Linked DNA regions of Homo sapiens: region 2 is linked to region 1. A link is an interaction called in ENCODE POLR2A ChIA-PET data of the cell type or tissue named here. Cell type or tissue: PC-9. All regions are shown on one strand.

Evidence for each region. Peaks named below come from ENCODE experiments on the same cell type or tissue, not always from the same donor. Only the 100,000 strongest peaks of a DNase experiment are listed, where the experiment ranks them.
Region 2: POLR2A ChIA-PET joins it to region 1 with 16 read pairs; 2 of 35 experiments call an interaction of 5 or more read pairs at or near these places.

The regions. Positions count from the first base shown.
Region 1 is chr1:94,022,353-94,030,352 of GRCh38, reverse strand. It overlaps ABCA4 (ATP binding cassette subfamily A member 4), which reads left to right. Exons shown (of 50, transcript NM_000350.3): 30 at 722-908; 31 at 5,305-5,399; 32 at 6,935-6,967. Among named protein-coding and RNA genes, the nearest start is that of ABCA4, 95 kb to the left of the region's middle. In PC-9, CTCF peaks have their summits at 4,076 and 4,279 (motif pointing left); DNase peaks (open chromatin) are centred at 4,272 and 7,652; H3K4me3 peaks cover 502 bases; H3K27ac peaks cover 1,549 bases.
Region 2 is chr1:94,200,637-94,208,636 of GRCh38, reverse strand. It overlaps ARHGAP29 (Rho GTPase activating protein 29), which reads left to right. Exons shown (of 23, transcript NM_004815.4): 6 at 2,954-3,002; 7 at 3,439-3,576; 8 at 4,643-4,707; 9 at 5,427-5,537; 10 at 5,639-5,719; 11 at 5,905-6,093; 12 at 6,780-6,917. Among named protein-coding and RNA genes, the nearest start is that of ARHGAP29, 33 kb to the left of the region's middle. In PC-9, no CTCF peak of the experiment used is centred here; no DNase peak of the experiment used is centred here; H3K27ac peaks cover 6,501 bases.

The DNA.
Region 1 (8,000 bases):
GCGTTGGGGAGGCCCCACTCAATCCTGCTCTGCTGGTCACTTCCATGTCTCTGACCAGCACTCCCCCAACCTCTCCTTCCACACTTGTGTGCAGGGACATTCACTACCTCCTAGGAAGCCCCCACACCACTGGACAGCTCTATATTTCTCAGCATAGAAGTTCTATGTTGAGTTGACAGATGATTCCCCATAACTTATTTGAAAGGCCTCTGAGCAGGGAGGGAGGGAAATAGGGTTATGCTATTGTGTGATTGGGCCTTGAATGGCGTGAGTGACACAGTGGCCAGTACTTTGTGATAGTTGTGAGTCTGGAGAAGGGAGTTAGCGAAGGCCATTGACATCCACCAGGAATCCTAAAAGTTCAATATAATTTTAACTTTTCTCCCTCAGTCTTTTTCAAAGCTGTCAATAAGGACCAAAACAGACTAATTTCAAATTCCTCTTCTGGTTGCTGTGTCTCTCAACAGCTAGAGCTGCTAGGAATAAAAAGGGAGACAAAACGATCCACAAGCTAGAGATGGTTATTCCCCAGCCCCACACCTAGTCAGTCACAAAACCCTAGTTTTGATATTGCTTGAGCAGAAACCAGCCTCCAAGAGAATAAGAAGAAAGGGCCTGGGTCTAAAGAGGAGGAGGAAAGGGTTGGGCACAATTTCTTATGCCTAGGGATTTGTCAGCAACTTTGAGGCTGATTATGGAATATTTTCTTGTCTTCCATGAGGGAGTACCCCTGTGGCAACTCAACACCCTGGAAGACTCCTTCTGTGTCCCCAAACATCACCCAGCTGTTCCAGAAGCAGAAATGGACACAGGTCAACCCTTCACCATCCTGCAGGTGCAGCACCAGGGAGAAGCTCACCATGCTGCCAGAGTGCCCCGAGGGTGCCGGGGGCCTCCCGCCCCCCCAGGTACCTGACCTCCAAACAACGGGGCCCCAGGTCTGCCTGCCACAGAGGGACTAGGGGAGTCCCTGGTATCTCCTGAGTCTCTCACAAACTAACATTTCAAACTGGCAGTTGAGTAGGGGACTAAACCAAACTCCCTGCACCCTCTGGGAGGGGCTCCCCACAGGGCGCTGTGGCTGCCAACTGGAGGAAGCCACTCACCAAAAGCTTCATTTTCCACCAGATACTTCCTATTTGATCTAGTAGAAAAAATGTGTTTAAGCACTAAAAAAAATTAAGTCATATGTGCTCATTATAGAAAAATTAGAAAACACAGGTAAGTCAGAAGGAAAAAAAATCATCGCTTGGATATAAACACAGATAATGTTTGGTTTGCAGCCACCCAAACAGATTATATTCCAAATATTGTCTTAAAATCTGATTTACTGCATAATTTACTAGGAACATGCATCCATGTCAATAAATAGACATCTGCATCACTTTTAATATCTGTATATTATCCCATTGTTTGAATTTCTTTTTTTTTTTTTTTTTTTTTTTTGAGACAGAGTCTCTCTCTGTCACCCAGGTTGGAGTGCAGCGGTGTGATCTCGGCTCACTGCAACCTCTGCCTCCCAGGTTCAATTCTTGTGCCTCAGCCCCCCCGAGTAGTGGGGATTACAGGCATGCACCATCATGCCCGCCTAATTTTTTTGGTAGTTTTAGTACAGATGGGGTTTTACCATGTTGGCCAGGCTGGTGTTGAACTCCTGGCCTCAAGTGATCTACCCACTTCTGCCTACCAGAGTGCTAGGATTACAAGCGTCAGCCACTGCTCCTGGCCTAAAGTTACTTTAAATTAACTGATCTCCCATTATTCGCCACTTAGGTTTTTTAGTTTTCACCATTATAAGCAATGCTATGATGTACATTCAAATGGAAATGTGTTTACACACTTATTAACAGTCTTAATTAAGAAGCTCTCCATGTGCTGTGTCTCTAACATCTGCAGGTATGTACACAAATACATGCACAGCCAGCATCCATCTTTTGCAGGGACATTAATGATCTTGGCTCTGAGCAGCACCCTGTCCTGGGAGTTCTAAAGTCCAGAACAGATTACAGTGAGCATCTCCTGGGGGATTTAGAGACATCAAAGAAGGCTGTGTCCGTGGTTGATAATGGGCCTCCCAGCTGACTTGCCAGGGCTGGGCCTTAGACAGCCCTGTCCAATGATTTGTCAATGAATAAACTGTTCCCAAACAGGCTATGCAGTTCAGTGGGAAAGCACAGGTATGGGACACGGAGAGCCCCAGGTGGACTACTTGACCTCTCTGAGCCTTAATTTTATCACCTGTGAATTGGGAATAACTGCTTATTTCATAATATTATTATGAGGATTTAATGAAATCATGTGGGCAAGGAATTATTTAGAATTAGATTCAACTCAAGTGATGACAACCCCAAACTAACAGCAGATAAAACAAGACACAACTTGTTTCTCACTCATCTAAAAGTCTACGTGGGTGGTGCACGATGTTCTATTCTCTTTCTCCTCCACACTAAACAGGCCTCAGCCTCATCAGCCAATAAGGCAGGAGCTGCCTTCCAGGCAGCGGAATGGAAGAAGGATGAAGCAAAACAGAGGGCAGAGTGTGCACATGTGCTATGTTTAGGGAAGGTTTTCTGAAGTTCCCACATAGTACTTCCACTTACAAACCCAACAAAAAAGGCTATGGCTAAGGCAGCAGGGAGGAGCAAATAATGGGAGCAACTAGATTTTGCCACAGCACCTATCACAGTCTGGTTTATAAATGGTTCTAGGCCAAGAACACCCGATCCCTGCTCTTTTTTATATTCTAAAGCATGTATCTTTATATTTCTCAAGCAATATTTTCTCTCTTTGAATCACAGCTCATCTGCTGCATCATAGGGATCCCAAAAGAAGGACCCAAGGAACTTGTCTCAGTCCTCTGTGCCCCAAGAGGAAGCTTTGCTTGTTTGCTTTGCTGTCAATGCTGAGGGCTCCTGTGGCTGCCTCCACTCAAAACCCTCCAGCATCAGGACGTCAAGGCTGTGATACTGTACCCTGAGCTCTTGGCCAGGGCGAGGGAGGGGAGGCCAAGCCTACCTACATGGTGTTTCATTTCCTAAACGAACCCTTACTTCCACGCGGTCTGTCCAGCTTAGAAACTTATTTTCAGTAGTGTTGGTCCTTGGTCCCTGGACAAAATGTAACAGCCAAAGTCCTAGAAAAAGGCAAGCCAGTTCCTGCCATTTTCTTTCACTTCTGCATTTCCTCACTATTATACGTGCCTTCCATTGGAGCAAAACTGAATGCCACGCATATGCACAGGAGCTGTGCGCGCTCTGTCTCTCTCACTCACTCTTTTTCTCTCTCTCTCTTTCTCTCTCAATCTCTCTGTCTCTATCTATCTCTTACTCTTTATCTCTCACTCTCTCACTCTTTCTCACTCTTTCTCTCAATCTCTTTCTCATTCTCTCTCTATCTTTCTCTCTCTCTCTCTTTCTCACACACACACACTCACAAACCCACACTCTTATTCACATCTGCTCACCCTAGCCACTCAAACACAATCCCTCATTCAGCCTGGAATAAGTCCAGAGGGCGTGGGCCTGATTCAGAGACAATCAGTTGTTCTCATCTGGGAAATGGGGCAATGTGGTCATCTCTAGGGACCCTCCCTGCTCTAACATTCTTTGAATGTGGTGGGTCCTGAGGTGGAAGCACTCTGTCCCTGACTTCTAGTATATGTGGAGATAGGGTTACACAAATATTTTATTGGGCAGAACTTTTATAAAACAATTTATCATAAGCTATCGCAGCCAGCAGCAATTTTTCCAACCTGGATTCCACCAGGGGAGCTTGGCCGGTGTCTGAGTGCCACTTTCAGCTTGAGAAGCAGGTGACTCAGTGAAAAGAGCAAGGAGGAGACAGAGGCAGATTCAGTTCCTAGGCCCTGGGCCACCCACCTGCAAGTTTGCAGCCCAGTCAGTGCAAGTCAGCTAACTGTTCTGAACCTCAGTTTCTCTGTCTGTAAATTAAGCTAAAAATTCTTCTTTCAAAGAGTGTCAGGATGAAGTGAGATCGTGTATGTAGGGCATTTAACATAGTGCCCGACACACAGGGAGCATTCGGTAGGTGCCAGCTCTCCTCCTGGCAGGAGAGAGAGAAACAAGGTGAAAAGAGTGAATTAAAGAAGAGGAAAGTCAAATGGGAAAACAGGGGGAGGAGATAGAAAGTGTATGAAAAGGAAAGAATGGTGCGCAATAACGGCGGTGTAATGCCACCAAAATCCCCTCAACTACTTCTGGGCAGCACCCTTGACAGAGTGAATGCTTTTATGAGAATGTAAGCGGAATGTGTTCCCAGATTTGCAGTAATATTGCCACCTGGTGGACAAACCCATGCACCTTTGAATTTTCCAAAATATTTCGATGAACTAGCTTCCAGTCCTAGATGTATTTTGAAAGTGATTTGTAAATTGTAAGGAACTATTCAAATTCTTTCATTAATGTCACAAATCAACTGTGTCATCTGTATGCCACCCACTATTCTGGGTGCTGGGGACACAACAGCTCACAAATCAGGCAAAGTCCCTGCTCTCACCAAAATGATATCCTACGGGGGATTACAGATACAAATACGTAAACAGATCCATCGGGAGGAAACTCTCAGATGGAAATGAGAGCTATGAAGATAACACAACAGTACATGACAATACAGAGTGACTGGAACCAGGAACATTTCTCCGAGGAATAAAATTTGAAGCGAGCCATGAGAGGGTCTACAGGTAGAGTTCCCAGGCAGAGTGAACAGCCAAGCACAAAGCTGCACCAGGAGAGAGAGGTGCTCGCCGAGAGACAGGGAGGGGAGTGTGGCAGGTGAGCTCAGAGAGGGGCAGGGCCACACACATCGGCCACATGGGCCTTGGTAGTGAGTCGAGATTTGATCCCAGGGTTTATTGGAGTGGATAAGTAAGCAAGGTGACTGAGGTGCTCGGGTTTACATTTTTATAGTTCAAGCTGGCTGCTGGGTGGAAAACGGAAGTTGGCAGACCAAGGACAGAATCAGGCAGACCCATGTGGAAGTTTCTCTAGTGGTCTAGGTGGTGGCTTGGGTAGCGTGGCAGTATTGGAGCTGGAGAAACGCAGATGGATTGGAGATTTGTTTTGGAGTGACGCCATTCTGTCTTGTCAATGGATTGGCGAAAAAAGAGGCATCAAAGATGAGTTACACATCATTGAAGTGAGAACTAGGGAGATGCCAGTACTTTATTTAGTATTTTCTCAGCAGCTCAATCCATAAATAATTTTTGGAAGACAACAAGCAGTTTCACAAACTACTTATAAGTCCTCAAGTTCCAAGGTAATTAACGTGGGTGTCTCATTGCCTCAGAGAACACAGCGCAGCACGGAAATTCTACAAGACCTGACGGACAGGAACATCTCCGACTTCTTGGTAAAAACGTATCCTGCTCTTATAAGAAGCAGGTAAGAAGAAATCCTTTTATGCTTTTTATCCTGGCTCCCTGTAGAAGATATTAACTAGGGACAGAAGATAATTTTCTCTCTCAATTTATGTATGATCAGGGCAGTAGATTTTTTTCTTTTTTATCTGATTTGAGGGCCCCATTCAACATAAAAAGCAATTGAGGCACATACAAGTAAAATGTAACTTAAGATTAATTCTTTTTTTGTTGTTTGTTTGTTTGTTTTTACATTTAGGGCAAGCAGTCTTAAATTTTAACCCACGTATTATTAAAAGTTATATCAGAAGACCATAGAAGTTATTCAAAAATGCAGCCACATATTTTAACTAGTTAAAAGAGAGAGTAAAAATTTGGAGGGAGGTGGAGGAGTATAGGGGAAAAGGTAGAAGAAAAAGAGAAAATAAGTAAGTGGCAAAAAAGAGAAAGGAAAAAGATAGGGTGGGAAAGAGGCAGCGGGACAGTGTCTGAGTCCAGCACACGCCAGGGCGAGCCAGGTCAACTGCAGCTGTCATATTCTAACTGTGAATTATCATCTTTGATCACTGCCCTTTGAGATGCCAATGAACTTTTCAAGAAATATCTAGTTCTCTTGGCTCTCCAGCTGTTCTTATCAGCCCCATCCAGGATGGAACAGCTTTGGCAGCCCGTATCAGAACAAGCAGCTTGACAGGGGCATGCCATGCCAGGAGAGAGGATCCTAAGGAAGCGTGGTCCAGTCCGCACAGGCTCTGGGGCTTTAAGATAAAACCTCCTGTCTAACTTTAGTAGGACTTTCTGTTGCTTCACCTGCCAGAGCCCTGAACGAGGGATAAATTGACTTAATTAACTAGAACACACTGCAAATGGTGAAAGCATTTAGCAAAACAAAGAATGCCATCCAAGCCCCAAAATAAAAGCAGAATAAATAGAATGCAATAAACAGCAACCATCCCAAACTGAGTTCTCAGCAGCAAATCTCCAGTATGAAATTTTGGATTTTGTGCGTGTGTGCTTAAAGGTGGATGACAATGACAGTTCATGGGATTGAGCTCTGGGGTCCAGAGTTGGCATCTGTTCATTTCCCATTTTGTCATTTTACCCTTGATTGACTGAATGTCAGTGCCTTAACTTTGGGCTGTGGAGTGAGTCGGAACTCCCCCGAGGTGTGCAGGTGGTTGTTAGAGTCTCATTTTTGCAGGGTGGAAGACAGGAGGGCTGCAGCCTTCATTCCACACTGACATGGTCATTGCCGTGTGTTCTGGGTCCAGATCAGGCATATTGACCTGACATATGACCTGACAACAGGACCACTCAGAAAGTCCAGCATGCGGGATATGATTTGGAGAGCCAGTGGGGGAAATCATAGGTCCTTTCTCTGCATGTGTATTCAGGCAATGTCCCAGGGCTGGGCGGCTTCCGCATTGCTTGGATATCGGAAAATGCAAAAATGCCCCTGAAGACTGAGACTTCAGTCTTCAAAATGAATGTTTGGGAAAGAAAGTTAACGGCACTGCTGTACTTGTGGTATTCATTGCATTATTTTATTTTGGCTTTCAGCTTAAAGAGCAAATTCTGGGTCAATGAACAGAGGTAAGAAACTATTTTTATCAGAATTAAAATCTCAGATTGATTCATTGTTGAAATAATTGCACACTTTTAAAAGGCACACCTCACAGCCATGAGGAGGGGCTGTTCTGTAGGTGCTCAGGAAGTCACAAGACACGTCCTGAAGAATATGTGGCTAGGGACATCCCAGACTCAGAAGACACTCAGTGGTGCCTCTTCTTGGAGGACATAAGTGGGGGTGGCATTCCCTGATGTGGCGTTTCAGAGCATTCTCACCCAAAAAAAGCTTCTAAAACCTCCAAGTATATAACAGTTTATAATACTCCAACAAGAGGGCCTTGTAGCCTAAACCCGGGACACTCCTTGGCCCATTCCTTTTAAGCTTCAGGGAGTGTGGGCCAGCCCCAGACTCACCCCATTCCTGAGGCATCCTGGAGGTTGAAATATTTCCAGAGGTTTAGAACCTCACCAAGTGGGACTCTAGGAGCCTGCTGCCTCCCAGCCTCCCTCAGGAACTGCACCTCCAGAACAGGTGCGGGGCTGACATGTATGTGCTTTCCTGGGCAGATTCTAGACCGTACACATGAAATCTGGCTTTCAGGATTGCTCTCCAGAGGGACCTGTGGGGCCTCGGCTGAGACAGAGAGTAGGAGTGAGGCAGTGATTCAAGGCCCTGAGAAAGAGCTCCTCCTCTGCTTGGTATAACCAGCTAATTCATTCTGTTCTGTTGACTTTGGCTTCTGCCCTGCCTTTGAAGGGTTTGAGGCCAGGGAGTGATGCACTCAGACTGGTGTTTCCACACAGTCACTTCAGACTTCCAGGGCAGTACAGGAGATAGATCCCAGGGCCAGTGAAGAAGCAGAGCACAAGTCCAGGCAGGAGAGGCTAAGGGCCTCCCTGAACAGGTGTGAGGCACAGAAGCCCCGAGAGGTAGGGATGACAGGATGAAGATGGGTCCTGTGCTGCTAGAAGTACCTGCAAAGCACAGAGGTGGCACAGAAAAGGAGTCCTTGGCTGGGATGGGAGGAGATGACATGTGACATGTGAAAGAGGACCT
Region 2 (8,000 bases), 180 kb before region 1:
AATACAAAAATTAGCTGGGCATGGTGGTGGGCACCTGTAATCCCAGCTACTCAGGAGGCTGAGGCAGGAGAATTGCTCGAACCCGGGAGGCGGAGGTTGCAGTGAGCCGAGATCACACCACTGCACTCCAGCCTAGGTGACAGAGTGAGACTCTGTCTCCAAAAAAAAAAAGAAAAATTGCTATGAAATAACAGAATATAAGGAATGTATGGATAATATTTCTTTAAAGTTTATGGTAGTAATGTTTTTAATTGACTAAACTTTTTTGCTGAATGCAAACAAAATACATTAAAAAACTGCATCAGGGACTTATGTTGATCATTTTCTGTTAAGGATGATCAAATCCAAGAAGGATTTCAACAGATATTTGGGACCAGGTATAGTGACTCATGCCTATAGTCCCAGCACATTAAGAGGCCAAGGTGGGAGGATCACTTGAAGCTAGGAGTTCAAGACCATCCTGGTTAACATGATTGAGACCCTGTTCCTACAAAAAATTAGCCAGGTGTGGTGGCACACACCTATAGTCCCGGCACTTTAAGAGGTCATGGTGGGAGGATCACTTGAGGACAGGAGTTCAGGACCAGCCTGGTTAACATGATTGAGGCCCTGTCCCTACAAAAAATTAGCCAGATGTGGTGGCACAAGTCTGTAGTCCCAGCTACTTGAAAGGGAAGCTGAGAGGGGGGATTCACTTGAGCCCAGGAGTTCAAGGCTGCAGTGAGCTGTGATTGTGTCATTCCTCTCTAGCCAGTGCGACTCTGTCTCTAAAAAAACACAAAGAAACAAAAACAAAAAAAAAAATCAAATATTTGGAAACGTGCCAGGGACTTATATTATTATAAAAACCTCAGGTCCTTCTTAAAATTATATAAAATAAAAATGACTATTTAAGGCATTTGTTATATGTATTACAATATTACCAAAAATTATGACCGTTACTGAAGCCATCTATTGACAAATGGAGGAGAATGATGAAAAGTTGTAAGATGTTTAAATATTTTGCTATTATTCATGATTATTCCTAAATTTTATCTTTTCAAACTGTTGCTACTACTTCAGAAGATTACACATTTTATCTGTGTGGCAAGACACTGAACAATTTAAATTTTAGGTGTGAATCATATTTCCTGTTTCTGTACCTCTATTGTGCATACATATTATACTAATTCTTAACAGGAAAAAATACTTTTTTCTTTTTTTTCTTTTGTACTTTTTTTTGAAGGTTTTAATTTGTTTTAGAGATTGGAATAAAAAAGCTGTGATGATATATAATCCTAATAATAAAATTACTTTGATCAACGGTTTTGAAAAATACCCTTTAAAAATAATAGGGCATGGTGGCTCATACCTGTAATCTCGTACTTTGGGAGGGCGAAGTGGGCGGATCACCTGAGGCCAGGAGTTCGAGACCAGCCTGGCCAACGTGGCGAAACCCAGTCTCTACTAAAAATACAAATATTAGCCAGGAAGGGTGATGTGCATCTGTAGTCCCAGCTATTTGGGAGGCTGAGGCACGAGAATCACTTGAACCCAGAAGGCAGAGGTTGCAGTGAGCCAAGATCGTGGCGCTGCACTCCAGCCTGGGTGACAGAGTGAGACTCTGTCTCAAAAATAAATAAATAAATAAATAAAAGTTGCTCCTTCTCTCTCTCTCTATATATATATATTTGCCTCATTTGAATATATATATTGCAACTATATATTATACATATATAATATTAAATATATATATATTTTTTGAGACAGAGTGAGAACTCCTTCACCTGGGCTGGTGCAGTGGTGTGATCTCGGCTCACTGCAACCTCCATCTTCTAATTTCAAACACTTCTTGTGCCGCAGCCTCCCAAGTAGCTGGGACCACAGACATGTGCTACCACACCTGGCTAATTTTTGTATTTTAGTAGAGATGGGGTTTCTCCATGTTGGTCAGGCTGGCCTCGAGCTCCTGACCTCAGGTGATCCGTCCGCCTCAGTCTCCCAAAGTTCTGTGATTACAGGTATCAGCCACCACACCTGGCCTGTTGCAATATGTTTAATAGTGGTTACTATGTACCATGCCTTGCGCTAGGCCTACATCATCTTAATTCTTAAAACAGTCTTTTGAAAGTAGTGTTCTTATCCCTCTTTTACAGAAGGACTTACAAAGTTAGTGAACTTAAAATATGTAGCCCAGTGTCATACAGGTAATAATGGAGCTGGACTTCAGACCCAGGTCTCCTCGATCAGTTTTGCATTGAATCCCTGTATACCCTGTATTGCCCAATTTAAATCGATTAAATTTGTTTAAGATCTCAAAATTTTGGTAAATGATGTTTTCCAGCACAATGCAATAAAGTAGCACGAGTCACATGTAGTTCTTTAAATTTAATTATAATAGTTAAATAAAATTAAAAATTCACTTCCACCTCCTAGTCACACTAGCCACTTATTAAATGTTCAAATAGCTACATGGAGCTATTAGCTACTTTATTGGACAGTACAGATATAAAACACTTCCATCATCATAGAAAGTTTTGTGCTAAGCTATGTAATAGACTTTCAGAGACATGCTTATCATATAGTAAAATGATAAAAGATGACTGGAAGAGGCAGATCTGTGTCTTCTGTTTAGATAGCAATATGTTTGCATTGCTTCTCTAACTTCTTGACTAATATTTTTGTTATCTGCAAAATTTAAAGTTTTGAATGGATTCATTAATGTTAACTAATGCTGTTAGTAACAACAGTGAGGTTGTTCATTCTTGGATCTTGGGAACTCCTGTTGTAAAAAGCTATGAAATTCTTATGAAGTGTTCTGGCACTTAAACAGACTTCTAAGGCCTTTAAGTTTTAAATACTTGAAATTCTTTAGCAGGAATTATGTCAGAGTAACAAATTGGGGCAAAAAAATTCTGAAGCAAAGATTTGTGTTCTTCTCTAATTTTAAATTTATCTTTTTCCATGTTGTAAGTCGTTTGAAAATGTTTCTGTGGAATCAGTGGACTCATCCAGTGAAAAAGGTAATGCTCAAGGTGTTTATAACTTTTCACAAACTTCTTGTAGTTACTTTCTATGAATGTCCTGGATTAATCTCTTCTTGCTTAGTAACCTAGTGTATTCATTTTTAATGCAAAATGATATATAAAGTTTTACATATAGAGCTTAAGGGAAATAACCTGCTAGAGTAGATAGATAATATGAGATATAGACTGATCAAGAATTGTGTAAAGCTTTTAACTTGATGGATAATAGAAATATATTTTAAGATAAAAATACATTATAGTTTGAAACCATTTTAAGTTTAAACTCTGGCCTTTTAATTGTAAATTTGTCACTTGTATTTTTTTTAAAAACCAGTTTTTATTGACTAGTATCTTAGGATCTCAGTGCTTCTTTGTTTGGAGTTATGATGTGATCACATTTAACATATACTTACCTTGATATTTTTGTTTTCAGGAAATTTTTCCCCTTTAGAACTAGACAACGTGCTGTTAAAGAACACTGACTCTATCGAGCTGGCTTTGTCATATGCTAAAACTTGGTCAAAATATACTAAGAACATAGTTTCATGGGTTGAAAAAAAGCTTAACTTGGGTGAGTTGCCTTTTAAAGCATCTGATTTAGAGTATAATAATTAAGTTGTTTCTAACTCATTTTTTACAGATTATGAGTAATAGAATTCCAAATTAGTACCTGTTTCATTATAATGAATAAAACCATTATCCAGAAAAGACTCTTCTTACACTAGATGGAATTAGTGAGTATTTACTGTGGACCAACTACTAGACCTAGGGACACAAAGACAAATAGAATACTGTCTCTGCCTTCAAAGAAGTCATACTCTAGTGGGTAAGAGGAAATGCAGTCAGATAATATGGTCAGGAGATAACAGCAACAATAGATGTATGAGTAGAAGGCAATGGAAACAGAGAAGAAACATTTTAATAGCTAATATTTCCTCAGTGTTTTACAGTTATCAAAATGTTTTCGTAGTCATTATCTTATTTACTTCTTACAAAAACTCTGAGAAGTAGGCAAGACAAGAATTGTTTTTCCTATATTACAGCTGAGAGAGACAAGACAGGAGATTTCTTAAGGTCATATAGCAGATTTGCTTAAAGTCATATAGCATAACTGGAAGAATATAGAATCTACCCAAAGCCTATGCTCTTTCTACTGTATTATTTGCTTATAATAGAGAATGCTAATCAGAATCACCTGAATAGTCTTGTAGAGGGTCAGTACACAAGCCTAGGTCCTATCCTTCAGAGAGGTGAAATGGAGGCAAATATATTCTGAAAGAGTTTCCCAGTTGATTCTGATGAGCACTCACAATTAAGAAGTGCTGCATTAAGAGCTGTACATGGTGGCTTATGCCTGTAATCCCAGCTATTCCTGAGGCTGAGGCTGGAAGATCACTTGAGCCTGGAAGATCACTTGAGCCTGGGAGTTCGAGACCAGCCTCGGCAACGTAGTGAGACCATGTCTCTTTTTAAAAAAAAAAAAAAAAGGAAGAAAGAAGTATTGCTGTATTATATCTTGATACACACTAGTATTTGTGATCACTTCTTAATTGTGGAATTACTACAAGTAATTTTAGAGTATACAGGGGGAAAAATAAATTGATTTTACCTTCTGATACCCTCTTTGAACTTTTCAGAATTGGAGTCCACTAGAAATATGGTCAAGTTGGCAGAGGCAACTAGAACTAACATTGGAATTCAGGTAAGTGTTCTGTGAACTTCGGGGGTTCTATAATAAGAAACTACTCATGAACTCCCAATAATTTGCAAAATCAGAATATTTCAGTTAATATAGGAAAGCACTTAAATGCTGATCTTTTTATTGACAAAATTATTTTAAGTTTAGATGGATGTCCATTATGAAAAAATCTAGGAAATACGCTTTTTTTTTCGTCTTAAGACAGGGTCTCACTCTGTAACCCAGGCTGGAGTGCAGTGGCGTGATCTCAGCTCACTGCAACCTCTGTCCCCCGAGGCTCAAGCGATCCTCCCACCGCAGCCTCCTGATGACCTGGGACTATAGGTGCCCACCATGCCCTGGCTAATTTTTGCATGTTTTTGTAGAGATGGGGTTTCACCATGTTGCCTAGGCTGGTCTCAAACTCCTGAGCTCAAGTAATCCACCCACCTTGGCCTCCCAGAGTATTGGGATTATAGGCATGAGTCACTATTCCCAGCCAGAAATTTACAATTTTATACAAATACTGATTGTCTTGATAGCTACTACTTTTGCTAACCAGTTTTATGATTAATTATAATTAATTTTCTTCTATATTTTTCTCATAGTCATGTTTTTGACTAGTTATTTTTCTGGGGGCAAAAGTCTAAACTTAGTTTCCCTTTTTGAAGAAGGGTAGTGATGTGTTTGGAATTCTAGTGCCATTTCTATTGTAAAATTTACTTTTCAATTTTAAATTTTAGGAGTTCATGCCACTGCAGTCTCTGTTTACTAATGCTCTTCTTAATGATATAGAAAGCAGTCACCTTTTACAACAAACAATTGCAGCTCTCCAGGCTAACAAATTTGTGCAGGTAAAGATTAATTTATATGTATAATGCACTTTTATTTTTAAGCAATGGCATGCCATTAGAAAATTGCTTTTCTCTTTTTCCATTTTAAATACCTTTCACAGCCTCTACTTGGAAGGAAAAATGAAATGGAAAAACAAAGGAAAGAAATAAAAGAGCTTTGGAAACAGGAGCAAAATAAAATGGTTAGTATTAAAATGGAGTTTCATGTACCTATTTGTGAACATTTAAAATAATCTGCAGTATATACTGACCTTCCTTGCTCTCATTTTTCTAAAATATTGTCTTAACTATCTTGCTGAATATGCTAAAGACACTTGTTCAGTAGGATTTCTTTCATATTCTGTGTTTAATACTCTTTTCGGTGTAGCTTGAAGCAGAGAATGCTCTCAAAAAGGCAAAATTATTATGCATGCAACGTCAAGATGAATATGAGAAAGCAAAGTCTTCCATGTTTCGTGCAGAAGAGGAGCATCTGTCTTCAAGTGGCGGATTAGCAAAAAATCTCAACAAGCAACTAGAAAAAAAGCGAAGGTTGGAAGAGGAGGCTCTCCAAAAAGTAACGATCTTTTTCTTTTTTATTTGCAAGTTGAATTAGCGGTAATCTGCCAGGAGTTTGGTGTCAAAGTTCTGCGTCTGCCAAGACTGCCTGGAAAGGCATGTTAAAACATGGCTAAGCCCATCCCCCAGAGTTTCTCATTCAGTAGGTCAACATTTTTTAATAGGCTCTCAGGTCGTGCTGATGCTGTTGGTGAAGATCCACATTTTGAGAACCACTATGCTGAGACCTGAATTTTGGAGTTTGTGAAAGAATGTCTTAGAGAAGGCAGTAGTTTATTTTACTTGACAAGAAAGTTCACCTTTTAGGCAAGTGTGTGTGTGTATGTGTACTAATTCAGGCACCTGATAGCAAGGATAGGCAAAAGCTTTGTATTATTGATGAAATGTAATTTTACGAACAAATTCTGTAAGATTATATGGAATATAGTAAATATAAATATAAAATGCTATTTCAAATAGAAGCAAATATTTTATAGACAGTGTACTAATTATAAATTGTACATGGCTGTCCATTAAAATCAACTGCCTTTGAATCACTGACCAGAACAGATTAACTTCAGAAGTATTATTTTGAAAACAGAAGATTTCAGAATTTTCAGTTATTTCAACTTAGCTTTACTATAGTAAATATTTGTTTAAAATATAAATTCTAGTGTTATTTTTTTTTCTGTGATATTTGTGAAGGTAGAAGAAGCAAATGAACTTTACAAAGTTTGTGTGACAAATGTTGAAGAAAGAAGAAATGATCTAGAAAATACCAAAAGAGAAATTTTAGCACAACTCCGGACACTTGTTTTCCAGTGTGATCTTACCCTTAAAGCTGTAAGTAATTTCTTCAGTATTTTGAAGGCAAGAAGAAAAGACCATCAGGCAAGGCATGGTGGCTCACACCTGTAATCCCAGCACTTTGGGAGGCTGAGGTGGGAGGATCACTTGAGCCCAAAAGTTTGAGGTTATAGTGAGCTTCGATTATGATTACCCACTCTAGAGTGGGTGATCAAGAAAGAGAGAGAGAGAGAGAGAGAGAGAGAGAGAAGGAAGGAAGGAAAGAAGGGAGGGAGGAAAGAAGGGAGGGAGGAAGGAAGGGAGGGAGGGAAAAGAAAGAGAAGTCTCTATCTGCAGAAGGGGAAGGTATGCCTGATAAGTTACAATTCTTACGGGATTTAGATTCTGAGATTAATGAAATGTGTTGAGTTTGCAGATTGATTTTCAGTTTTTCATAGTGATATACAGTTTGAATTTCTTTTGATCTGCCTTTCCCCATGTTCTCTGGATTGATGATTTGTTTGGTTAAAATTGAAGTCTGAGAGTTTAAAATTGCCTCTAAGCCACCAGTTTTCTTGGCTTTGCCGACATCATTGATTTGACCCTTGAAACTTCTGCCAGTGCTCTGAGATATATTCTTCAGAATTGGAGTAAATTAAATATTAAAATTGAACCAAATTATTTGGAGACAAAGCATTCTGTCCTGAAGTATTTTTATTTACTCTTTAAAATGTTTTTCGTAAAATTAATTACATGGAAAACCTTTTTTTCATGTATAGTCCACAAGTTTTAACAGTTACAAATTTGTGTAAGTACTGCCACAATCAGGATTCAGAACAATGCTATCACTTAAAAATGATTCCTTCATGCTACTTATTTTGTAGTCCAACTCTCTGCCCACTCCTAACCCCTGGCAAGTACTGATCTGTTCTCTGCCTTATGAGTTTGGTCTTTTCCAGATTGTCATACAAGTGAAATCATATAGTATATAACCTTTTGACTGGTTTATTTTACTCAGCATAATGCCTTTGAGATTCATCAATGTTATGCATGTATCAATAGTTTGTTTCTTTTTATTGCAGAATTCCATTGTATGACTGTACTACAGTGTTTATCCATTCACTAGTTGGACATTTGCGG